Regions from separate parts of the Homo sapiens genome. Here regions 2, 3, 4 and 5 are each linked to region 1. The links are chromatin loops, found by intact Hi-C in ENCODE. Cell type or tissue: CD4-positive, alpha-beta T cell. All regions are shown on one strand.

Region 1 (5,000 bases):
GATCACCTGAGGCCAGGAGTTCGAGACCAGCCTGGCCAACTAGGCGAAACCCCCATCTCTACTAAAAATACAAACATGACAGACGTGGTGGTGCACATCTGTAATCCCAGCTACTGGGGAGGCTGAGACACAACAATCGCTTAAACCCGGGAGGCAGAAGTTGTGGTGAGCCAAGATCACACCACTATACTCCAGCCTGGGTGACAGAGTGAGACTCTGTCTCTAGATAAATAAATAAATAAATAATAAACAAAACAAAACAGAACACCTAACTTGCATGGCTATTGTGAGGATTAAAGGGAATAGGATGTAAAACACTCATGACAGTGTTTGGCTCGTGATGGTGACTCGAGGAACACTAGTTTCCTCTCTCATGCATCCCTCCCATGTATCAGGATATTGTGGCAGAATGTGTCTAGGACAATAGTTCTCAAACTTGAACTTGCATCAGAATCTCCTAGAGGACTTGTTAAAATATAGATTGCTGAGCTGGGTGTGGTGGCTCATGCCTGTAATCCCAGCACTTTGGGAGGCCGAGGCTGGCGGATCACGAGCTCAAGAGATCGAGACCATCCTGGCCAACATGGTGAAACCCCGTCGCTACTAAAAATACAAAAATTAGCTGGGCATGGTGGCGCATGCCTGTAGTCCCAGCTACTTGGGAGGCTGAGGCAGGAGAATCTCTTGAACCCAGCAGGCAGAGGTTGCAGTGAGCCGAGATCGAGTCACTGCACTCCAGCCTGGTGACAGAGCAAGACTCCATCTCAAAAAATATATCTATATCTATATCTATATATAGATATAGATAGATAGATAGATAGATAGATAGATAGATAGATAGATAGATATAGATTGCTGGGCCACAACCCCAGAATGTCTACTTTAGGAGGAGCAGGTTGGGTCCTGAAAAATGTTTCATAAAAAATTTCCAGGTTATACTAGTGATGGTGATGCTGCTGGTCTGGGGGCCATACATCGAGAACCATCAGTCTAGGAGGTAGATATACTTGCATCCAAATTCCTGCTTGGCCCCTTGGCAGTTGTGTTAATTTGGGCAAGTTATTTAACTTTTCTGAGCCACAGTTTCCTAATCTGAAACAGGGGCACGATAACTTTTGCCTGATAAAATGTTGTAACGTGATATGGCAGTTGGGAAAGATCTAGTACTTAATAAATCTTTTTTTTTTCTTTTTCTTTTTTTTTTTAGATGGAGTCTCGCTTTGTCACTCAGGCTGGAGTGAAGTGGCATGATCTTGGTTCACTGCAACCACTGCCTCCCAGGTTCAAGCAATCCTCCTGCCTCAGCCTCCGGAGTAGCTGGGATTACAGGTGCCTGCCACCATGCCCGGCTAATTTTGTGTGTGTTTTTAGTAGAGACGGGATTAAGTCACGTTGGCCAGGCTGGTCTCAAACTCCTGGTCTCAAGTGATCCACACACCTTGGCCTCCAAAAATGCTGGGATTACAGGCGTGAGCCACCGCGCCTAGCCAATAAATCTTCATTAATCTCAATGTTGCCTTCTTTGTGGCAGAGTCTCTTCCTGTTTAGCTTAAGGACTTGTAGTGTTCCAAGGAACTACAGCGACTAGATGATACTGCCCCTAAAATTATGTACATCTTATCTTAGAACCTTTAAAATAAGACATCTGTCATTTCTCAAGAAGGACAATAATAAGATCTGTAGTAGGTAGCAAATTTTGATCCTGAGCAGGTAGCTTAGGACGCCAATTTCATTAACTTCCCACCGGTTTATCTTCTGGGGCAATGAAGGATTAATTTAAAAAGTACTACATCCTGAAGACTGAAAAGAGTTTTACGGAAGAGCATATACAAGTTCATGAGTACCTTCTCTATTGGGTATATGTGGGCTGTGGGCTGTGGGTTGAGAGCAGCTACCCAGAGGCATAAAAGCATTCTCATAAGTTGCAAAGCAGGTACAACGCTAATTGAATTTGTTCTGCTCAGATGACATACTCTCCAGGAAAGAAAAAAAAAATGTTTTCCTGCTGTGAAATTGGTTTGCTGGTGTTCTGACAAATGAAAGCCTTATAGTAAAGGCATCAACTTTAATTATTCATTTCTATTTGCTTAAAGACATATTCTTATGTGACATACATATGCTCATACATTTCCTTGTTGTAACAACATGAACTAAATAAGTCACTTTCACACATAAATGAAACTCCATGAATTATTATTGCTAACGCACGTTCTCTATATTATTCAGCTGGAGAAAAAGTAATGTTTGTGTAATGGGGAAGAATTACAGAGCGAAAGATGAGGATCTTTTTAGTGTTTTTTTCAGGTAGACAGGAAAAAAGGCAAAGGCTACCATCTGCTATTACTGATGATATTACTGAGGAATTGATACATTTCTATCTATAGAGATTTATTAATGTACAACTGGTTCTACAACTTTATTTGTTCAGTCTACATAACCAAAATGAGGCTTCAAGTCCGGAAGTTCCCTGTTACCCAAGGCAAACGTATTAGGGTCTGTTCTGCCATCTGGTGTTCTTTGAAGGAAACATCCACAGAGGCATTATGAGATAAATAGCCAGTGTTGCCTATGTTGGTGGTGGGTGTTACAACCTCGATGAAAAGCAATTCCAGAATCTCTGCCAAATTCCAATAGGAGATAATTTGAGAATATATATTAAGAAGAAAAATATACATACCCTTGGAGTACCAATTTCACTTTTATGAATTCATCTTTTGGATATATTTATACATGTGCACAAAGAAATGTATATAAAAATATTCCTAGCAGTACTGTTGGTAATAGCAGAAGATTGGAAACAAGCTAAACATCCATGAGTAGGGTACCAGTTAAATAAATTGTGACATATTCCTACAATGGATATAGTATAGCATGTTGTTGTTTGAAAAAAAAGTCAAATCTATATTTACAGATATGAAATGATCACCAAGACACACACACACACACACACACACACACACACACACACATATATATGTGTATATATATATATTTTGTTTTGTTTTGTTTTGTTTTGTTTTAGATAGAGTCTCACTCTGTCACCCAGGCTGGAGTGCACTGGTGTGATCTTGGCTCACTGCATCCTCCGCCACCCTGGTTCAAGTGATTCTCCTGGCTCAGCCTCCCAAGTAGCTGGGACTACAGATGCATGCCACCACACCCGGGTAATTTTTGTATTTTTGGTAGAGACAGAGTTTCGCCATGTTGGCTAGGCTGGTCTCGAACTCCTGACTTCAGGTGATCTGCCCGCCTCAGCCTCCCAAAGTGCTGGGATTACAGGCATGAGCCACCACACCTGGCACCAAAACATTGTTAAGTGAAATAAACATGATCAAGAACAATGTGTATCGGTAGGGTGTGGTGGCTCACACCTGTAGTTCCAGCACTTTGGGAGGCCAAGGGGGGCGAATAATCTGAGGTCAGGAGTTCGAGACCGGCTTGGCACCAACATGGCAAAACCCCGTCTCCACCAGAAATACAAAAATTAGCCAGTCATGGTGCATGCGCCTGTAGTCTCAACTACCCTGGAGGTTGATGCAGGAGAATCACTTGAACCCAGGAGGCAGAGGTTTCAGTGAGTCAAGATCATGCCACTGCACTCCAGCCTCGGCAACAGAGCAAGACTATCTCAAAGAGAGAGAGAGAAAAAAAGTAACAACATGTGTAATATGCTGAAATTTGTATAAAAATGTTCATAATGCATAGGATATTTCTAGAAGGTTTAATCAAAAATAAAATTTTGAAGGCCTCCCCACAACCATAGGAATGGACTTCCTCCTTGGCCAGGACACCTAAAATTTAGCCTGAAAGACTTGTTCAGGCCATGATGGGGAAGTGGGGGTCAGATATGCCTCATTATACCCCTCCAGCATTAACATCAATGCAGACTTTTAAGTCTGATATGAAACATTTACAATCTAGTCTCACTGAAGCCTGTTACTGCTACTTGGAGGCTTCATCTGCAGGATAAAACTTTGGTCTCCACAACCCTTTATCTTTTTTTTCTTTTTGAGACGTAATCTTGCTCTGTCACCCAGGCTGGAGTGTAGTGGCGCAATCTCGGCTTACTGCAACCTCCGCCTCCTGGGTTCAAGCGATTCTGCTGCCTCAGCCTCTGAAGTAGCTGGGATTACAGGCGCCCATCACCATGCCTGGCTAATTTTTGTATCTTTTAGTAGAGACAGGGTTTTGCCATGTTGGCCATGTTGGTCTTGAACTCCTGATCTCAGGTGATCCACCTGCCTCGGCCTCCCAAGGTGTTGGGATTACAGGCACGAGCCATCATGCCCGGCTTCACAATCCCTTATCTTAATCACAGTATAATTAAATCTACCTATGACCTGGAAGCACCCCCTAATCTGCCACTGCTTCAACTTGTCCCACCCTTCCAGATCAAACCAATGTTAATCTTACATGTATTGATTGATGTATTGTGTCTCCCTAAAATGTATAAAAGCAAGCTGCACCCCCAACCCCATCCCCTGCTGACCACCTTGGGCACATGTCATCAGGACCTCTGAGGCTGTGTCAGTTGCATCCTTAACCTTGGCAAAAATAAACTTTCTAAATTTGTTGAGATTTGACTCAGATACTTTTTGGTTTACCAAGGATACTCAAGAAAGTGGTTGGCCGGGTGTGGTGGCTCACACCTGTCATCCCAGCACTTTGGGAGGCTGAGGTGGGCGGATCATGAGGTCAGGAGATCGAGACCATCCTGGCTAACAAGGTGAAACCCCTCTCTACTAAAAATACAAAAAAATTAGCCAGGCGTGGTGGCGGGTGCCTGTAGTCCCAGCTACTCGGGAGGCTGAGGCCGGAGAATGGCGTGAACCCAGGAGGCGGAGCTTGCAGTGAGCCGAGATTGTGCCACTGCACTCCAGCCTGGGTGACAGAGCGAGACTCCGTCTCAAAAAAAAAAAAAAAAGAGTGGCAACCGTGATTGACTTTGAGGGCAAGAACCAAGGTGATCACCAGTGAGAAGGTAACTTCTCTCTCACTAT
Region 2 (5,000 bases), 76 kb before region 1:
AGGGCATGGGGAATAAGAGGTTCTCTCCCCTGACAGAACTTGAAAACTAGTTAAAATGAAGTGAACCTTTACCAACAACTGATAAAGAATGTAATTATATAAAAGGCAACTGAGTGAGCATACAAACATGTGCTTCAAATCACGTTAATGCAGATGCCCCTAATAAAGTCCCATTATTCAAATTAGACCACTTTATCCTTGAACTATTTATCAGAAAACAGCTTGATCATTCATGCTATAACAAGAATATGAGTTAAAGATTGAGTTCTTTCATTAATATAAAATTTGCACCATTTAGAGGGATCTGTTTTCCTTAAAAATTATGCTTATTTGCTATAGTTTGTTAGATTTTCTAATAGGTAAACCCAGTCTCTGCTTCATATACTATTTTTAAATTATTTGTAATGTAGATGTCATTGATGTAGTAGACTGCATGCCTTCATGTCAGTTTCTCTGGGAAAGCTATTTCCATGTATGGCAGATGAAACAGAGGTAACTGGTCAAATGGTTGTAAAGGAAAATTTGAAGTTTTAATTTTATTTAAACAAAGAACACTTAAGCGTCCTATAAAATAGCCAGATTCTTAAATCACAAACAAATCCCTTAAAAATATCAGGAACCGGCCAGGCACGTTGGCTTACGCCTGTAATCCCAGCACTTCGGGAGGCCAAGGCGGGTGGATCACAAGGTCAGGAGATTGAGACCATCCTGGCTAACATGGTGAAACCCCGTCTCTACTAAAAATACAAAAAATTAGCCAGGCGTGGTGGCGGGCACCTGTAGTCCCAGCTACTCAGGAGGCTGAGGCAGGAGAATGGCGTGAACCTGGGAGGTGGAGCTTGCAGTGAGCCGAGATCATGCCACTGCACTCCAGCCTGGGTGACAGAGCGAGACTCCATCTCAAAAAAAAAAAAAATTAAAAACAAAATAATCAGGAACCTATTTTAGACTTCATAGAAAATGGTAGAATGGACCTAATGTGGATGATGGTCAACAGAGTCTTTAGATGCTAACGTGCCCCTCCCTCTGCAGCTTCTCCACATCTCACACTATACTCCATAGCAGAGGCTTTGAAAATACTTTCAGTCAGGTGCAATGGCTCACACCTGTAACCCTAGCACTTTGGGAGGCTGACGCAGGGGGATCACCTGACGTCAGGAGTTCAAGACCACCCTGGCCAACATGGGGAAACCCTGTCTCTACTAAAAATACAAAAATTAGCTGGCCATGGTGGTACATGCCTGTAATCTCAGCTACTTGGGAGGCTGAGGCAGGAGAATCACTGGAACCCAGGAGGCAGAGGTTGCAGTGAGCTGAGATCGTGCCACTGCACTCCAGCCTGGGCAACAGAGTAAGACTCTGTTTAAAAAAAAAAAAAAAAAGAAGGAAGGAAGGAAGGAAGGAAGAAAGAAGGAAAGAAAGAAAAAATATTTTATCAAATAAGATGCCCTAGGTATCACCAGAATTCCCATGGTCTATTCCAAGAGGTATTACTTTTATACATCCTATTATGAATGGGGTAAAAGTTGTTTTCTTTTGCCTTAATATATTCTAAAAAAAAAAAATTGGTTTGCTACCATTGGATTCAAAAGGAAAATACTGATCAAATCTTCAACAGCAAACGAAAAAATAAACTGTAAAAAAAAGTGGTTTAACAAGAAAGAGACAATGCGTAGTTTATATTGTCTTGGAGAAAGTTTCCATCAAGGAAAAGTCTACAGCAATGCATTTACCAACCAAGAGGTTATGCTAGCAACACAGCTGTCAGAAATTTCCTTCCCAGAAACAAAGATAATACAGATGGGGCAGAGACCAGAACACTCGTAAGACTTTCTCATTCTTATGTCTGTATGTTCCAACCCTTCTCTCGGTCGCTCCACTTCCCCTGTCCCCACCTCTTAAGATAATTAAGTTGTGTGGTTTTCTCTGCCCAATGACTTTGAGTGGAAGTGTTTTTGAGCTGAAGCAATGAAAAGCCCATGAGAGATCCTCCAGTCCCTCCTCCCCAGCTCCTGAAAGATCCGGCCTTAGGTTCTAGGTACTGAGATCCTACAAGTCTGTGCAGAGGAGAGTCCCGGTACCGACTCACAATGAATATGAACAGCAAGGGAGAAGTGGACCTCTGTAGTGTTAAGCCACTGAGATCTGCAGATTAATGTGTTGCTACAGCATAGAACTTTGCTGATCACAACTAACACAACAAAAGTATAAAGATACTAAATACCTAAAGTAGCATTAACCAAATGGGAGAGCATAGTAGCCACATCAGAGTCTTCAGAAGATAAAGAGATGAGAGGTACAAAGGGGTTCTGTTTATACTTAAACACAGAAGAGAAAAACAGACGAAGGGAGAGGTTGATGGGACAGGAAGCACGAGATACAGTCTTTCAACCCAAACCACTGAGATGAGGCCATCAGAGGACACAGCTAAGACAGCCACATCCCCAAGCTCCCTTCCCCTGATAACATGAGTCCAAGGAGCAGGGAGATAAGATTCCAAATTATTCCTTCTGACATCCCATCTCTGCACATCATCCCAAAAGCACTAAATAAAACATCTTCAGGGCTATCAGCATCATCTTAGACACAACCCCTTGTTAATTTATGGAGTTGCTCCAGAGATTAAAAGTATAGAACAATTACTAATACAGATGAAAGTCTTACTAAAAGAGGAAAGAAGTAAATAATATATCCAAGAGCAGAATCAGTGAATGTACTAGCAGGCATGTGCTTTATTCATCCCTACTGGGATCCCTGCAGGGCCAGAACCCATAAATCTCATTACTATCAGCTTCACTCGCACTCGCAGACAAGTCCAAAATTGTTTTTCCTGTTGCTATTTTAAAGTCCATCTTAACTAATTTATAAAATTTTGTAATCTAGTTATTGTCAGTGTACACAATCTTCCAAATACCTTTTTCCTACAGTCATCCTGAGACCCTCTTAACAAAATATTTGAAAATGGAGTTGAGTCTAATGGAATATTTTAGCTTAATAAAATCTCTCTCAAGCAGCAACAAATGCTTGCCTACTGATCCGCTTTATCTCTTCTGACAGGATGAATAGACATTACAGCTGTACGATTCTAAAAAATAATAAATCCTTTTACAGATATAGATAAATATCCTGGATAAGTAAATAAAGGAAAGGGGGCAACAGTTGGGTTTGGTACCTCCCTGAGTCACATATCAATATTATCTCCAGGGGCCAGGTGCGATGGCTCACGCCTGTAATCCCAGCACTTTGGGAGGCAGAGGCAGGGGGATCACCTGAGGTCAGGAGCTCGAGACCAACCTAGCCGAGATGGCGAAACCCCATCTCTACTAAAACTACAAAAAATTAACTGGGTGTGGTGGCGGGCACCTGTAATCCCAGCTAGTTGGGAGGCTAAGGCAGGAGAATCTCTTGAATGCAGGAAGTGGAGGTTGCAGTGAGCCGAGATCGTGCCACTGTACTCCAGCCTGGGAAACAAGAGTGAAACTCTGTTTAAAAAAAAAAAAAAAAAAATCCAGGAAAATAGTTTATCTTCCCAGTTGTTTCCATCTGTTATTAGTACCCAACAGACCAGCAGAGGGAATGGGTTGAGTAAGACCAGCTCAGTGAGGACTAGGTATTGAATGGATGAAAATAAAAGGAAGAACAAAGAAAACCCAATTTTATCAGTTTCTTTCTAAAGAGAGAGAACACGATTCACACCATTTTCATCCCGGCTGGTTGAAAAAAGATCGACATTTCGATCAAAGACAATGTATGGAAAAATAGAACTATCCAGATAAATGACGGGGTGTGTTTGACTGAACAATCCTTGGTAACTCTCCAGGGAATTACTGCTCAGATGGCTGCAGAGGTATTTCCTTTACTCTGCCCATTACGATGAAGCTCCAACCTCCACAGGCCATCAGAGCAGCTCCTGTCTTGAAACCTTGTCCTACCTATGGCAGTAGGGACCTCCTGCTTAAAATTCTCTCTTCTCTTGGCTTTCCTAACACCACAGCTCCTGGTTTTGTTCCTGCCTCTCTGGGCAAACCCTGCCCTCTCTTGTTCATTCCCATCTCCGTAGATGACTAAACTATACTGATTCCATCAGCCCTCTCATCTTTTCTCTCTGTGCCTTCTTCCAGGCACTCAAATCCTTGCCATTCATTCAACTTAACTTGTAAGCAGATGACTCTCCAGTCCTGGCTGCCTCTCTCAGCTCCAGCACCTAAATCCAGCTGCCTTCCCGGCATCACCCTCTGCCCCAGTCCCTGTACCATACACTTGGAGACCTCTAAGGCACTTCTCATTCAGCAAGTTTAAAACCACATGGTCTTCCCCGAAACCTGGTCTTCCTCTAGCATGCTACGTAATAGTGAATGGCACCACAGTCCTCTGACCTTTGATACCCTCCTCTCCCTTCTACCTCCAAATCATGTCCAGCTGATCTCTCCTCCTAAAAAGGATCCTGGATTTGCAAACGTTTGTCCTCCACCACATCTCTGGTTTCTGGAACCAAGTCTCTCACCAGAATGAGGAAAGACCTCCCAACAGGCTGCCCCATCCATTCTTGCCCACTTCTAGTTAGTTCTTCACATAACAGTAGGCATGATCCTCCTACACAAGGAGACACTAATCAGGCCACCTCCTTGCTTAAAGCCCTTTGAAAGACTGCCATGGTTCTTGGGCTAAAGCACTGAATTTTTAACACGGATTAAATGGACTAAGACCTGCAAGGTGGCTCCTGCCTACCTCTCCAGCCTCTTCTCACCATAATAATCCTCATTCAAAACACTCCAGCAAATGAGATCTGCCTTCAGTTTTCGTTTGTTTGTTTTGAGACGGAGTCCGGCTCTGTCACCCAGGCTAGAGTGCAGTGGCACCATCTCAGCTCATTGCAACCTCCGCCTCCCAGATTCAAAAGATTCTCCTGCCTCATCCTGCCAAGTAGCTGGGATTACAGGCACGTGCCACCATGCCTGGCTAATTTTCGTATTTTTAGTAGAGACAGGGTTTCCCCATGT
Region 3 (5,000 bases), 420 kb before region 1:
GCTTGTCCTGCTGAGAAAGTACCCTCCGAACAGCTTGGTTACTCAGTTCAGGAGCATCTCAAGTGGCCGATGGGCTGGACCAGATAGAAAAAGGGAAAAAACCCTCACCCCACCAGCTCAGCCGCACCACGGAGCTCTCAAGTTTCCTCTGGCTCACATTTTCCCGGTCACGTTACTGGGAAGAACACGCTGTTCTCAGGGTTTGTTTGCGTCTCTACTTTGGGCCTCTTCTGACGATGCTGCGAGGGAGAACTTGGGTCTAAGAAGCTGCCAGTTCCCTCACGTCGCCACAAGTCAGTTCTGCACCGGGAGCCAGAACTCCTCGGCAAATGTTGATTGGGAAACTGGTGGAGTGACAGATTGCCTCCAGAACAGGATTTACCGAGCGCCCTTCCCACGTGATGTTCCGGGGGCGGTCAAGCTGTCTAGCAATAAGGCAAGGGGTTTAGGGGCTCTGACTTGGAACCTCTAAAACCATGCAGGCACACAAACCCTGGCAAGGGTGGGACACGTTACAGGTACTGCTGGGTCAGCTGGCGTGGGACCCCGCGGAGGAACCAGAACTGGCATCGCTAGGGGCTATTATGTGGGCAGAGAAGGCCGTTTCAGGAGAAGGGGCCCAGGCAGGCTCCGGTGGCCGCAGGAGAGGGGGTTGGGAAGTGTAGCTCCCAAGTGTCACTCCTGACGCATACAGATTTTAACTTTGGGTAACAGGCACATCCTAAAACACTCTGGGCCTCTGGGCTGGGCATTCTCCATTCTCTCTAAGCCATGCACCCCTTTAATACAACACTGCAGTTTTGATGACATTCTAGGGTAGGCCCTGGGTAGAGAACCTCTGCTATATGCTTCAAGAGCCTGGTTCTGCAGGGACCGAGGGATCGTCCTCTCTCCACGCACTTTCAGAACCTGTGTGCAAAGGGACAGCAGCCTTCCTCTGGGTCATTCCTACTTCGGCTGGGGATGGGAAGAGCTCTGTGCTGTGGTCTGAATGTTTGTGCCTCCTGCCCCCAATTTGTGTTTGAAATCCTAACCCCCAAGGCGATGACATTAAGAGGAGGGGCCTTTGGGAGGTGATTAGGCCAGGAGGGCAGAGCCTCCATGGAGAGGATCAGTGCCCTTATAAGAGAAGCCCAAGGGAGCTGGTTTGCCCTTCCACCGTGTGAGGATGTGGGGCTGTCGGCAAATGGGCCCTCTCTAGCCACTGAGTCTTCCTGTGCCCTGAACTTGGAGTCTCCAGCCTCCATAACTGTGAGAAGTAAACTTCTGTTGTTTATGAGCCACCCAGTTAAAAAGATATATTAATAGATCAGACTAAGGCAGTTTTGGAGCTGGGAGAAGTCCCGGCAACAGAGAGCAAGTGCTTGCTGGGATCTGCCTTTGGATAGGAGGCGTTGGGTGGTTGGTCCATGATGGTGGTGGCATATCTTGCCACTGGTGTGGGCACGACTTCCCATTGGTGGGCGTGCACTGCAGTCAGGCCCTCCATGGCATAAGGAGGTAACTGATTTCTCAAGCATGAACAATGAAGAGTCGACAGGACAGGTGAGAGTTGGTTGTGGGTGGCAGCCCAGGCACTGCCACTCATCAGACTGATTCACTGGAATCATTTGGCCAGAAGCAACAACAAAATCATATTCTTCTCCCATTAACAAGTTAGAACTGAGATATTCTCTACCACAGCTTGAGTGGCACTTGGTTACTGTATCTTTTAGGCTCCCAACATGGAAAACAGGCCTCTAATCTGTTTCCTACCATTTACTTGAACACCTCTATCTAAATGTCAGTGACGCTCCGTCTTCTGGCCCACATTCCCCTAGCAGATGCTGGTATGACTTAGGAGCTGGCATTGGTTCTGATGGGTTGGTTCTATATGCTAAATATTTAACTGCATGCAACCTATCACATTTAGTATTTATATAACCCAAAAGAACCACTCCACACCAACAAGGTTAGTCTCTTTTAGTTATTTTGAACCCCTACTGCCCAGCACAGCACCATGCGTGAACTGAGTAACTGCTGAACACGTGTATCTCTGTGCCCACCTTGCTCTGTGCTTCTGGGTCCACACTGCCCCATCGCTGGGGACACTCCTCCATCCATCTCAGTGCTGTCAGCCCTTAGCCTTGCACAAGACCCATTTCCTCTGCCCTTCCACTCTCCTGCCAGCCTAGCCCAGCCCAAAGGTGTTCCATGTCTACAGACTGACAGCACCTTGAGGGCAAGGGCCACACCCCCTCGCATCCCCAGGGATCACTCCCCCAGGGCAACACAGGACAGACAAGATAAAATCTGCGCTCATTGGATTCCTGCTGAATGACCGGAATGCTAACACAGACAGGAAAGCTTGGAAACTTCTCAGCTCTTGGTTGCAGTACATAAAGCGTCCATTTGGAGGGACTCTTGGACAAGGAAAAACCACCCAGGCCTTTTCACGGGCGAAGAAAGCCAGGCCAAAAGGAGTGGCACACTTTTTTGAAAATGTTAAATGCTTTGAAGAAAGAATCTCTGTACCCACAAAGACAAAAGAGCACAGGATGTATCTCCACTTACAGGAAAAATGGGTCAGAAAGGGACTTTTGCTCTTGGTTAAATAGTGATCACGTGGAACTTCTCTAGATTTCAGGAAATAAAATGCACAGGTGTCATCAACCACGATGAACAATTTTTGACTGGGTAATTATAGACTGAGATTCTGTGTACAAACTGGGTCTGGGTGCTGTCTAGTTCACTGCATTTGTTCTATTTATGCTGTATCAAGTCTGCTGACACCGTCTGTGTTTATGAATGTTGCAGAATTTCTGATGTGATCTCTTTCATGTTTAGAAATAATGACCCCTAAATTTTGTGATATTTGTTTCCTTATTACCAGAGACAAAGGCAAGAATAATGAGATACACTAAAAATACACCTGATCAGACATCGCCTCACAGCTTCATATGGCCCTGTACACAAACCTGGACTGAGGGACATTAACCATTTTCTTATTTGGAACCTATTTAGTGAATATTCTATTTTGCTGGTGAGGCTGGCTGCTTGGTGATAAGAGTGAATTTCTGTCCCATTCACGTACCAGAAAACACAGGTTGGCAACTCATCAACCAAAATTCTACTGGAACAAAACTTACATAAGAGAATTCGGAGGACTGTGGTATAAGATGAGAAACAACAATGTTTAGTCCTTGGAAAAAGATCATAAATATTTCATTACTTTCCCTTTTACAATTAGTGGGACATAAAATTTTACATTAAAGTTCTATAATTCTGATGTTTCAAAAGAAAATGAAACCTAGTTGTGAGAGAAATATTTCCCAGGTTATGAGAGACTGAAACGATTCTGCATAAACAACGTAGGAAGATATTTAAGAAAATTTTTTTCTTATTATAGGAGTAACGGGTGCACCCATCATACAAGAAATTTAAAGACATAAAAATATAAAGAAGAAAACTAAAACAACTATACTTCTGCATGGGAGAACCAACATTGGCACATTAGCATGTTTATGGCCAGTATCTTCCACATCTATCTACATTGAAATATTTATTTTTATAGAATTCACATCACACTAGGAATAAAGTTTTAGAACCTGCCTTTATAACAAAGTATGCTTTGAAAACATTTTAAATGTCTAACATCTCATTTTATGGCTAATCAGAATTTATTTAATCAATTCCCTGTTTGGGGGCATCTACAAAGTTTATCATTTTTCACCTTTACAAATAACATAGCAACTGATCATCTTCATGCATAAATATTCATTGAAATTTCTGATACTTTTTTTCTTGTTCTATTTATGCTGTGCAAGTCTGATCATACCCTGTGTGTTTAAGAACGCCACAGATTTTCTGATGCAAAGAAGAATAAGAATACATTCTTGGAAGTAGCTTAAAGGATGGAAATTATTCAAGATTCTTGGCATACATTGCCAAATTACTCCTCTAAAAGTTTACCACAATCCTACCAAAACCATATCAAGAAGTGGTGAGAAAAGTAAAGAATAACACTGTAATTTTGACTTTCTTATTTTTGAGGTTAAATTTTTTTTCCATGGTTATTTGCCCATTTGTATTTATTTCTGCCTGACTTAACTCCTTATTCAAGTTTTCTAGAAGGTAGTAACAAGTTTTCTTACTGTGTTAGAAGAGTTGTTGAGATATAAATGATAAAAGCCTTTTGTCATAGTTGCTGCAAACTGTGTTACATGTCACCATTCTTCTAGAAACAGAGAAGCTTAACTTATTATGTAGTTAAATCTGTCAAACATTTCCTTTTATTTTTTCCATTTCTTTTAGGCTTACAAAAACCTTGCCCTTTCTGAGATTAGCTTAATATTCACCTAAGTTTTAATTATTTTGTTTCTTTCTTATATTTAACTCTTAAGACCATTTGAAATTTATTTTGGTGTACAGTGTGAAAGAAGATCTCATTTATTTTCCTCCAAATGTTTAGACAACTTCTCAACATTATTAGTGGAATAAGCCCTATCTTTCCCATTGGTCTGTGTGGCTTCTGTTTGTTAATGTTCGCTCTGTTTTCAGGGCCATGTATTTTATCTTCTTCAACTTTCTGCTAATTTGTGCAACAAGCTTAGACTTTAAATTGTTCTAGATTTCCAATGCATGTTAGTGGTACAAGCCCCCGACTCGGCTTTCTCCATCCAGGTACACAGAGTTTCCTGACTTGGGGCAATTCTACTTCCACTGCTTTCTTTCTTTCATCTCATAAATCACTGCCCATCCTTTTTCTCAGTGTTTATGGGTCATTTTACTTTACGTGTAGGTCTCATTCATAGGATATCGCTGAACTTTAGCAAAACATCCCATCTGAAAATGGTGGGCAGTTTAATCTGTTACCTTATCCTCAATATTCGTACCCACAAGTACGTACCTGATAAGGTACTCAGCACCTTGGACATATTAACTAACCTCCGCAATAACCCTACTTGGTATCCACATTTTATAGACGAGGAAAGCTGAGGCTTGGAGAGATTAAGCAGTAC
Region 4 (5,000 bases), 170 kb before region 1:
GCTCACACCTATAATCCCGGCAATTTGGGAGGCCAGAGTGGGCGGATCACTTGAGGTCAGGAGTTCGAGACCAGCCTGAGCAACATAGTGAAAACCCATCTCTACCAAAAATATAAAAATTAGCTGGGCATGGTGATACATGACTGTAGTCCCAGCTTCTCGGGAGGCTGAAGCAGGAGAATTGCTTAAACCCAGGAGGTGAAGGTTGCAGTGAGCCAAGATTGTGCCACTGCACTCTAGCCTGGGTGACAGAGCGAGATTCTATCTCAAAAAAAAAAAAAAAGAAAGAAAAATTTTTCAGCTTAACTTTTCTGGACTATCTTTTTCAACTTTCTTGAAATGTCTTGTGCAGTTTCCCTTGAATTCTAATGTGATTTCAACTGGTTTTATTCCCCCTGAAGTGATCAAATAAATCATCTTTGGTTCATGCTGTCTTCCTTTGACATCTCACCTGTTCATTAGTATTTTGAAGACAGCTCGATATCGGTGCTGGAATCCCTGCTTCCTGCAAAGGCCTATGGATTCGACCTTCTCTAATCACACATCCCTGCCATCAAATCAATCTATCAGGTTTCTTTATCCCTGTTGACTCTGGCACAGCAGTGCCTACAACCTTCATGCAACATCAGCCACAGAGAGTGGAATCGAAGTGAATCACGTGAGTCGGGCAATTACTGTGTAAAAGCACCATTTACGATGAGAAAAAAATCATACAAGTAAGGGGCTATCAGTCAAACCATTATACATGAGGGTCTCATATATACCTTAAGTCTTTGCTCAGTACCAGCACAGCAGAGGTCAGGAGGAGGAATCACAGAGGCCACAAAAACAAGTTACATGGGATGCATTTTTGCCTAACTTTGTCCTCGTTTGGAGCAAGTCAGATTAAACATTAACTTTCATAATCTAGGACCATCAAGATGCATCCTAGGTTCTCAGGTGAAATATCTGAAACATTTCTTTTAATTTATGCCAATAAATTGATCTTCCCACTCATTCCCTTTTTAAGCACCTGCCATCTTGGCTTTTCACCACCACATTGAAATTGCAACAAATCTGCACTTGATGTTATAAATCCCCCCATACTTAGAAACTCTTTCTTAACTGCTTTCTGTGATATGAAAGTGAATCCCAAATGCACATCTTCAGTCCTGACAGCACAACAGCTCTAGAAAGCCCTTGCCTACAGGACAATCTCCAGTTAAGAGGTACAAAACAAGGCCAGCATCTTAAACAGGCTTTGGCTACAAATAAACAGAAAACCTAACTCAAAATGGCTTAGACCAGAAGTGAACAAACTTTTTCTCTAAAAGACCAGATAGCAAATATTTAAGGCTTTGTGAACCATACTGTCTCTCTTTCATAACTACTCAATTCCACCACTGCAATGCAAAAGCAGCCACAGACAATATGACATTGCTGCATGCCAATAAAACTTTATTTACAAAAAACAAGTGAGGCCAGGCATGGTGGTGCATGCCTATGATCCCAGCACTTTGGGAGGCCAAGGCGGGTGGATTGCCTGAGCTTAGGAGTTCAAAACCAGCCTGGGTAACATGGCAAAACCTCGTCTCTACGAGAAATACAAAAATTAGCCAGACATGGTGGCACACACCTGTAGTCCCAGCTACTTAGGAGGCTGAGGTGGGAGGATCACTTGAGCCCGGGAGGTGGAGGTTGCAGTGAGCCAAGACTGCACCACTATGCTCCTGGAAGACAGAGCAAGACCTCGTCTCTTAAAAATTAAAAAAAAAATTTTTTTTTAAGTGGCTGGTGTCTCATGGACCATAGTTTGCCAACCCCTGCCTTAAACAATAAAGGTTAATAATCTTACAAAAAGGTCTGAGGCAGGAAAACCCCAGGGTTAATTAATTTAGCCACTCAACCACCTACGAAGTTCCTGTTTCCTTCTGCCAGCTTTCCTCATGGTCACAGGATGGCTGCCACTGCTCCAGGAGATACATGCACGCATGGCAACATCCAGCAGCAGCTGAAACAACCTCTTCTTTGTGTCCCTTTTTAGGGTAAAGAAACCTTTCTCAGAAGTTACCTGCTCACTAACAGGAATCACATGCCCACCCTTGAAGGGTATTCCCACGACTGTCTCAAAGCAGTCAGGATTTACCCAAGTTACAAGGGCAAGGGTTGGACAGTTGAACAAAACGGGGGTTCTTGCAGCACAGGAAGAGGAATGGCTCTGGTGTAGATAGTACTGGTGCCAGCAGATGGTGCTACAATAATCTTCCTCCTCAAACCACCTCCCCTCTGCAACCACCCAAATCTTTTAACGTTTCACTTACTCCTTCCTGTCTTCCTGTCTGTTTACTCCGCCTCCCTGGACCATTGACACAACCTGAAATCTTGCTCCTGTATAATCACTTTGCACAACACAGGCTGCCTAACCTTTATGGTCAAACACCACTCCCAAGTTGTCACTCACTAGTGTTTCTCCTCAAAAACTTACAAAAGTTCCTATAGATGATGAAAACCAATTCCTCAGTCGGGCAGAAGGGCGTGACTTCTTGCCAACCTTTCCTTCCCCACCCTACACCAGCACTCCCCACTCCAGCTGGACTGTCTGATCATCGTTCCCCGAATATCCTGGTTCATGTTCACCTCTATCCTAGACTTTCACTCTTGCTTCCTTCCTAACCTGAAATGCCCTATGTTCCTGCAAATAATGACACTTTTCTCATTTTCTAATGCTGGTAGACACAGAAAAAGTAATCCAACGTAGACAAAGGAGGCCTGGGTGTGACTCCTAGCCAGCTCGGCCATTTGCTGCTACATCATCCCTTGCCCAGACAGGGACTCACTGTGCTCAACCACAAAGCATGGTCACGGAGGGTAATTCACAGGATCACTACCAGGACGAAATATGTGTGGTGACACCATACCTGGCATGCAACGGCTTCCTTCCTCCTCCTAACCGGCACCACCTCTAAGAATCCTTTTAACACCATTCCTGCTTCCACAATTTAATGCCGTTTGCATTGGGGTTACCATGTCGCACATACCTTAGAGTTCTTGAAAGGGTAAGATACACGCAAACAAATAATATGCTAACTGAATCGCTGGGTTTCCAAAAAAAAGACACAACACATTCTTTTCTAAGATCGCTAAAATCGCTTTCCATGCAACACTGTTTAGTTTCAGAATCAGGTAAACAGGTCACAGGAACACCATTATTTTTCTCTTCCTACCAGGTATTATGAATATACCTTCAAATGTGATTTTTTTCATGAGACTGCCACCCGACACATTTGACAATGAAAACAAAAGGCCTCAAACAACAGTTTGATATGGAATTGAGAGATTTTCTCCAGACAATAAGCAACAAATAACAATACTCTATCACAGCACCGTGGGGAAGGCCTGGCCTGGGTGGGCAGGACAGAAAAATACCAAACCACACACAGAACAAAGTGAGGACAGTAAGCCTGAGCAGTGCGATCAAATCTGTCAGAGGGCTCGGTGGTTGTAGCCTTGGAGGGAGAGGTCTGTGGATGTTGGTGGAGGTGGGAGAAGAAGGGTCTCGCAGGGATGCGGCCTGTCTGAATTAATCACGAAAAGAAAAGAACTAGCAGCATTCAGTGATTCTGAAAACTTTGGCTACGTTTACTCAAAAATTGTGCAGCTTCTGGGAGCGACAGGACCAACGACTATTTCTTGAATGTTCAAATATGAGCCAGACTTTACTAGACTCTTCTATATAGCAACAGTATACAGGCTGGGCACGGTGGATCATGCCTGTAATCCCAACACATTGGGAGGCCAAGGAGGGTGGATCGCTGGAGCCCAGGAGTTCGAGACCAGCCTGGGCAACACAGTAAAACCCCATCTCTACTAAAAAAATACACACACAAAAAAAAATTAGCCAGGCACGGTGGTGCAGGACTGTAGTCCCAGCTACTCGGGAGGCTGAGGCGGGAGAATCGCTTGAGCCCGGGTGGTTGAGGCTGCAATGAGCCCAGATCATGCCACTGCATTCCAGCCTGGGTGTCACAGCAAGACTCTGTCACAAAAAAAAGGCGGTGGGGGTGGGGGGAACAGCACAGAAACCTATCAATGCATTCCTTACATTGTGCATAGACACATTAAGACAAATTCAGAATATTTATGGATCTTTCATACATTGATTTTTCCAGATTTGGAAGACTTCCATCCCTATCAGTAACTTACTTCAAAGATGTGTGTGTGTGTGTGTGTGTGTGTGTGTGTTTGAGACAGGGTCGTGCTCTGCTGCCTCGGCTATAGTGCAGTGGTGCCATCTCAGGTCAGTGCAATCTCTGCCTCCTGGGTTCAAGCAATTCTCATGCCTCAGCCTCCCAAGTAGCTGGGATTACAGATGCCGCCATCATGCCTGGCTGATTTTTTTATTTTTAGTAGAGTTTCAACATGTTGCCCAGGCTGGTCTTGAACTCCTGGCCTCAAGTGATCCACCAGCCTCGGCCTCCCAAAGTGCTGGGATTACAGGCGTGAGCCACCGGGCCCAGCCTCAAGTAATATTTTTTAAAATATGTGAGGTTCCAGGAGAATGGGAGTTTATATTAGATAGGCATCAAAGAAAACCATCATCATGCGTAATATCCAGAATACTTGCTGTTGCTTTTCTCCAGAAAGATATTCAAAACGTGAAGTGCAAGCTGAGACAAAGCCTTTGACTAAGGAAAGAAATGATGCTTGTCCCGAAGAAATACAATGGGAAAGAATGGTCCTCCTCCAGAGCCTCCCCCTAGGAGTTCACAGCTCTCTACACTTCTGCTAAGACAGCATTATCATAATGCTGCAAAGTGCCAAAGAGAATTGTTTTAATAAACAGGGTTTTTATGCTCTTAAAAAACTTGAAGACAAGCACTTGATTCTATTAGCTAAAGTACACTGCAGCTAGCAAAGGATTCACGGTGGAATGGAGCCACATACTGCTGTCTCCAAACTGACATCACCGGCACTTAAAAGATTGAATTCTTAAACACATTCGGCTCCAGGGAAGCGCTCCC
Region 5 (5,000 bases), 370 kb before region 1:
TTTCATTCAAGAAAGATGAGAGAGAAAAAAAGAGAGAGAGGCTGATAGGTAGCTTTTTAAAAAATCTAACAGTTTATGTTAAACATTTTTCCATGTCATTAAATATAAATCAGTGTCACATCTTACTGTATGATATTTCATCATACATTCACACTATGATGGATTTAATCAACCCCCAATTCCTAAACATTCAGGTGATTTTGTTTTTCACTGTTATGAATAACACTACCATGAGCATCTATAAGCACACACTGTGCAAGTGTCTTATCAGTTCCCAAGGATAAAAGCCAGAAGTGGAAATCTTGAGCCAAAGAGGTGAACATAAAATATTAAAAGCAAAAGCTATCCACCGAGAGGCAGAGGTCTGTTTTTGATCAAGCTGCTTGTGGTTGTGCTGGACGCTTGCTGAGCCTGCTGGAATAAGCTTGCCAGTAACCAGTTTTACATCTTAGCTAAAAAGTGATATGTTAATCCTTGGTTTTTCTCCGTTTTTGTTAGGCTTGGGCATTTGGCCGTGCATGAGTTAGGTACCCCCATCAACCCCATCTGCTCAGTGACTGCTCAAAGCCTCCACAAATTGATAGCTGAGGTTTTCTTCTCTTCGATTGTAGCAAGCCATTCTCTCCTCAAAGATGCACTTGATCTCTAATTGATACCCCTTCATTCCTTTTCTAAAACCAGGAATTGGGAAACTATGAAGGTTCAATTTTTTGGGGGGGGATACTGAATTTCCAACCATGCGTTAGTTAAGGATGGCTGGTAGGAAGCCGTAAAACAGGAGAACCTGCCAGAAGAAACACTCACACACTCACACGTAGTTCTAGACTGCTATTGGCCTCTTTGGCACTTAGTTTTAGTTGATCCACTGGATTCGGTTTTATAGCTGTGACTGGGTAAAAGACACTTACACCTTGGTCTTCACTCGTGAAAAGCACCATCACAAGTATAGCTGCATTGTCTGTTAGCACCTGCCCTTCCACGTCTCACTTTGCACTTCTCAGCATCTCTGCATTTGTTTGTGTGCTGGTGGTCACAGAGCATGCAAAAGTATCATATGCATGTATTCCTTCCTCCCTCTCTCCCTCCTTTTCTTTAAACAACAGAAGGCAACACTAATGCACTTTCCCTTGTGGCGTTAAATGTGTCCTAAGCAATGCCTCCCAGAACTCAACCTGAAGAATAATGACCAAAATAGTACTCATTGATACATTCCCCCCAACCCCCACGCCCCAGGACAGCATCAGAGACTTCCAATCCTACATCTTAACCCACTGGCATGGTTTGCTTAGCTGTTAAAAAATTTTGAAGTTTGCCTTTAGGATGGCAGAAACCTACTGTGCACATTTGAAATTCACCTTTCTGGGTTGTTTTTTAAAGCAAAACAAATACCTAATGAAAATATCTCTGCAAATATGCTAATATTTCTACATGTAGCAGACAGTTGTGTTAAAATAAAGGCAGAAATTCAGCACTGTTTGCCACAACAAATGTCTAGTCTTTAGAGCTTAATTCTCTGCTCTGCAGAGGGAGGTTATGACATGGTGGCTGGAATAAAGGGGAGAGGGAGGGATGTGGCATTTAAGTGCATTTCTGTGGATACTTCTAGTGAGAATGCTCTTTTTGAGACTAGAGAAATACTGTAACTGCTAATGTTCCAAATTATTGTTTCTCCTATTAGCCACTTTAAACTTAGAATAACTCAACATTTAAAAGAAAAAATGGCAGGGCGCGATGGCTCATGCCTGTAATCCCAGAATTTTGGGAGGCCCAGACAGGTGGATTACTTGAATCCAGGAGTTTGAGACCAGCCTGGCCAACATGGCAAAAACCCTGTCTCTACCAAAAATACAAAAACTAGGCTGGGCGTGATGGCTCACGCCTGTAATCCCAGCACTTTGGGAGGCCAAGGCAGGCGGATCACGAGGTCAGCAGATCGAGACCAGCCTGGCTAACATGGTGAAACCCCGTCTCCACTAAAAATACAAAAAAAAAAAAAAATTAGCCGGGCTTGGTGGTGGGTGCCTGTAGTCCCAGCTACTCGGGAGGCTGAGGCAGGAGAATGGCATGAACCCAGGAGGCGGAGGTTGCAGTGAGTCAAGACTGCGCCACTACACTCCAGCCTGGGTGGCAGAGTGAGACTCTGTCTCAAAAAAAAAAAAAAAAATACAAAAACTAGCTGGGCATGGTGGTGTGCACCTATGGTCCCAGCTACTTGGGAGGCTGAGGTGGGAAGATTGCTTGAGCCTGGGAGGCAGAGGTTCCAGTTAGCCAAGATCATGCCACTGCTGGATGACAGAGTGAGACTCTGTCTCAAAAAAAAAAAAGAAAAGAAAAAGAGGAAGACAAAAGAAAAAAGGAAATATAACCAAACCAAATGGTAGCCTTTGGGCTCTTGCAACCAACTTAAAGGTAGCCCCAGCCCCACCATGCTTCACCTGTACGCAGAGAGTTCGGAAACATATTTCTAGTTTACCTGTTTATCCATCTTTCCTAAAAGGATGCTGCTGGGGGCAGAGTGGTGGTGGTGGGGAATGAGGCCACATAAATGTGCAGAGTCCACCTTAACTTTCAATGAGGTTTCATTATTTCCTTTTATCTTGTGATACGACCATGGAGAGTCAAAGGAGAGTCTCCAGTTTAAAGATGAAGAGACGGAGGTTCAGGAAAGTAAATGATTGAATTTGAAGCCATGGATAGTTAAGTGGTAAAATCGGGACCTCAACCCATGCCTCTAACTCAATTAACGGGCCTGACCCTGTGCTAGACGCTGAACCAATGGCACATCCTAGTAACATATTGGGCAATAAGGCTTCTTCTGGTATGAGGATAAATAGTGATACATAGGATAGATACCTAAACTTTTTTTCTCCAAGTAGCTCAAATAGACAGAGAACAGAAGGCTATTTTCCCCTGAGGACAGGAAAAAGGGTAAAATGTAAAGCAGCAGCCTATCATGATATGAAAATAAGTGATAATGCTATCTTCTATCTTCATTATCTCTAGATTTCTATTCCTACTACTGCGAATGTGTCCAAGCTGGAGTAGAAAGACAGATACCTTTTAATTCCACTAGAGGGGAATAGAATGACATCAAGAGATACAAGTCAATAGAGTTTTAAAGTTTGTCACCAGCAGAGTAGAGAGGAACCCTGTTGTCATTGCACTTCTGATGAATTTGTGTTTTACAGTGTTCATATCCCTCTCCTTTAAGAAGTCTACTCCAAAGATGTTAAATCAGGCTGAAATTTTTACTCAGTTTCTATGCTACATGCAATTCAAACATTCTGTTCTGGAAAGTGATTTTTCTATCATTCTTTGTTAAGCACACAACATTTGACAGCCAAACCAATGTAATATCATAAAGAACTTAATTGGTATCCGTAAGAGGAAACGTTCTGTACAAACAGAAGTTTCCACAGCAAAGTAGTTCGTGATATAAAACACCATGGGAGACTTTCTTGTGATCTATAGAAAGATGAAGGGTTTGTTCATCAGAAAATTCGTGATCCAGCCCAATGCTGTCCAACAGAATCTTCTGCAATGAGGGAAGTATTTTATCCACACTCTTCAATATAGTAACCATTAGCTTTCTATGACTACTGAGCCTTTGAAATGTGGTGACTCCTAATGAATTCTTTAAATTTCTTTTAATTCATTTATAATTTTTTTCTAATGATGCAATTATTTGCAAATAATTCTTTTTATTTATTTATTTATTTATTTATTTATTTATTTATTTGAGATGGAGTCTCACTCTGTCACCTAGGCACAATCTTGGCTCACTGCAACCTCCGCCTCCTGGGTTCAAGAGATTCTCCTCCCTCAGTCTCCAGAGTAGCTGGGATTACAGGCACCTGCCACCACACCTGGCTAATTTTTTGTATTTTTAGTAGAGAGGGGGTTTCACCACGTTGGCCACGCTGGTCTCAAACTCTTGACCTCAAGTGATCCACCCACCTTGGCCTCCCAAAGTGCTGGGATTACAAGTGTGAGCCACCACGCCTGGCCAAATAATTCATTTAAATTTAAATCACCACAGGTGACTAGTGGCTACTGTGTTGGAGAGTGCAAATTTAGAACCCTCTGCCCAGTGGCACCTGATTTGTTCAAGTCTATGATCTTTTTCTCCCTACTCCTTCCCCAAAGTACTACAATAGTAGAAACAGACTGAGAGAGAGTTTCAGAGTCTGGAGATAACTGGCCAAGATGAAACTGTCCATGTGGCTGGCAATGTCTCTTGAACTGGCCCTTTCATGCTAACCCCACTTTACCAGACTAAGCCAGGCCTTACAGCCCCATATCTAGCCTCTCGGTGGCTTCCTTCCCCATGCCACACTCTACCCCAGTCAGATTAACTCTTCAGGATTCACTGACTGGCATGCATCACTCCTTTGCTCAAAAACCTCTAGTCACTCCCCAGTGCCTACTTAGTCCGGCTACCATTTGACCCAATGTAATTGTTCAGTCTCTTTTCCCACCACAGGACTCTCTGTCAACTTGATGACACCCTACAAGTTTTCCTCAGTGTCTTTGGGTACAGCCCCCTACTCCCTGCCCTGGTCAGGAAAGTCCCTCTCTCCCCTCTCTTCACCTCTTCTCAGCATAGGTTTTAAACATTTCCTTGCCTCAGGGCCTTTGCACTTGCTGTCCATCAGCCTGGAGCCAGGCACCCCAGCTCTTCAGGAGGATGCCTCACTTGTCATTCAGGGCTCAACTCAACTGTGCCTGCCTCCTACTCCTCCAGGTTTTCCTTGACTCTCTCGGTTAAAGGGGCCCTCCAGAGCTTTTGTTCTGTTATCTTATTTCTTATTTAGCTTTATCTTTCTTATTCCATTTTTGTTTAAATTCAACTTTTTCTTTAAAATGTAAATTCTACACGTAGCAGGGACCTGATCTGCCTTGCTCATGGTTGAGCTTCCAGCACCCAAAAGAGGGCCACTGCATCAAGCAGGTTCTTTGTGAACATCTGTCAAACGAATGAATCCTGCATTCCCTCCCAA

The links. Hi-C counts contacts between places; a loop is a spot of excess contacts. Peaks named below come from ENCODE experiments on the same cell type or tissue, not always from the same donor. Only the 100,000 strongest peaks of a DNase experiment are listed, where the experiment ranks them.
Region 2: a loop joins it to region 1, with 2.4 times the contacts of the local background. A loop is called at or near these places in 3 of 110 quality-filtered maps.
Region 3: a loop joins it to region 1, with 14 times the contacts of the local background. A loop is called at or near these places in 84 of 110 quality-filtered maps.
Region 4: it touches region 1 in a loop (10-fold over the local background); 20 of 110 quality-filtered maps call a loop at or near these places.
Region 5: a loop joins it to region 1, with 21 times the contacts of the local background. A loop is called at or near these places in 56 of 110 quality-filtered maps.

What each region holds. Positions count from the first base shown.
Region 1 is chr17:66,252,735-66,257,734 of GRCh38, reverse strand. No RefSeq gene overlaps it. Among named protein-coding and RNA genes, the nearest start is that of APOH, 26 kb to the right of the region's middle. In CD4-positive, alpha-beta T cell, CTCF peaks have their summits at 2,338 and 2,537 (motif pointing left); DNase peaks (open chromatin) are centred at 1,894 and 2,494; H3K27ac peaks cover 790 bases.
Region 2 is chr17:66,328,612-66,333,611 of GRCh38, reverse strand. All of the region lies in intron 2 of PRKCA (protein kinase C alpha), which reads right to left. Among named protein-coding and RNA genes, the nearest start is that of PRKCA, 28 kb to the right of the region's middle. In CD4-positive, alpha-beta T cell, no CTCF peak of the experiment used is centred here; a DNase peak (open chromatin) is centred at 2,301; H3K4me3 peaks cover 1,417 bases; H3K27ac peaks cover 2,152 bases.
Region 3 is chr17:66,671,395-66,676,394 of GRCh38, reverse strand. All of the region lies in intron 5 of PRKCA (protein kinase C alpha), which reads right to left. Among named protein-coding and RNA genes, the nearest start is that of MIR634, 110 kb to the left of the region's middle. RefSeq lists an enhancer at 1-200. In CD4-positive, alpha-beta T cell, a CTCF peak has its summit at 2,367; a DNase peak (open chromatin) is centred at 2,584; H3K27ac peaks cover 2,261 bases.
Region 4 is chr17:66,423,790-66,428,789 of GRCh38, reverse strand. All of the region lies in intron 2 of PRKCA (protein kinase C alpha), which reads right to left. Among named protein-coding and RNA genes, the nearest start is that of PRKCA-AS1, 9.4 kb to the right of the region's middle. In CD4-positive, alpha-beta T cell, a CTCF peak has its summit at 2,187 (motif pointing right); a DNase peak (open chromatin) is centred at 2,239.
Region 5 is chr17:66,623,527-66,628,526 of GRCh38, reverse strand. All of the region lies in intron 3 of PRKCA (protein kinase C alpha), which reads right to left. Among named protein-coding and RNA genes, the nearest start is that of MIR634, 160 kb to the left of the region's middle. In CD4-positive, alpha-beta T cell, no CTCF peak of the experiment used is centred here; no DNase peak of the experiment used is centred here.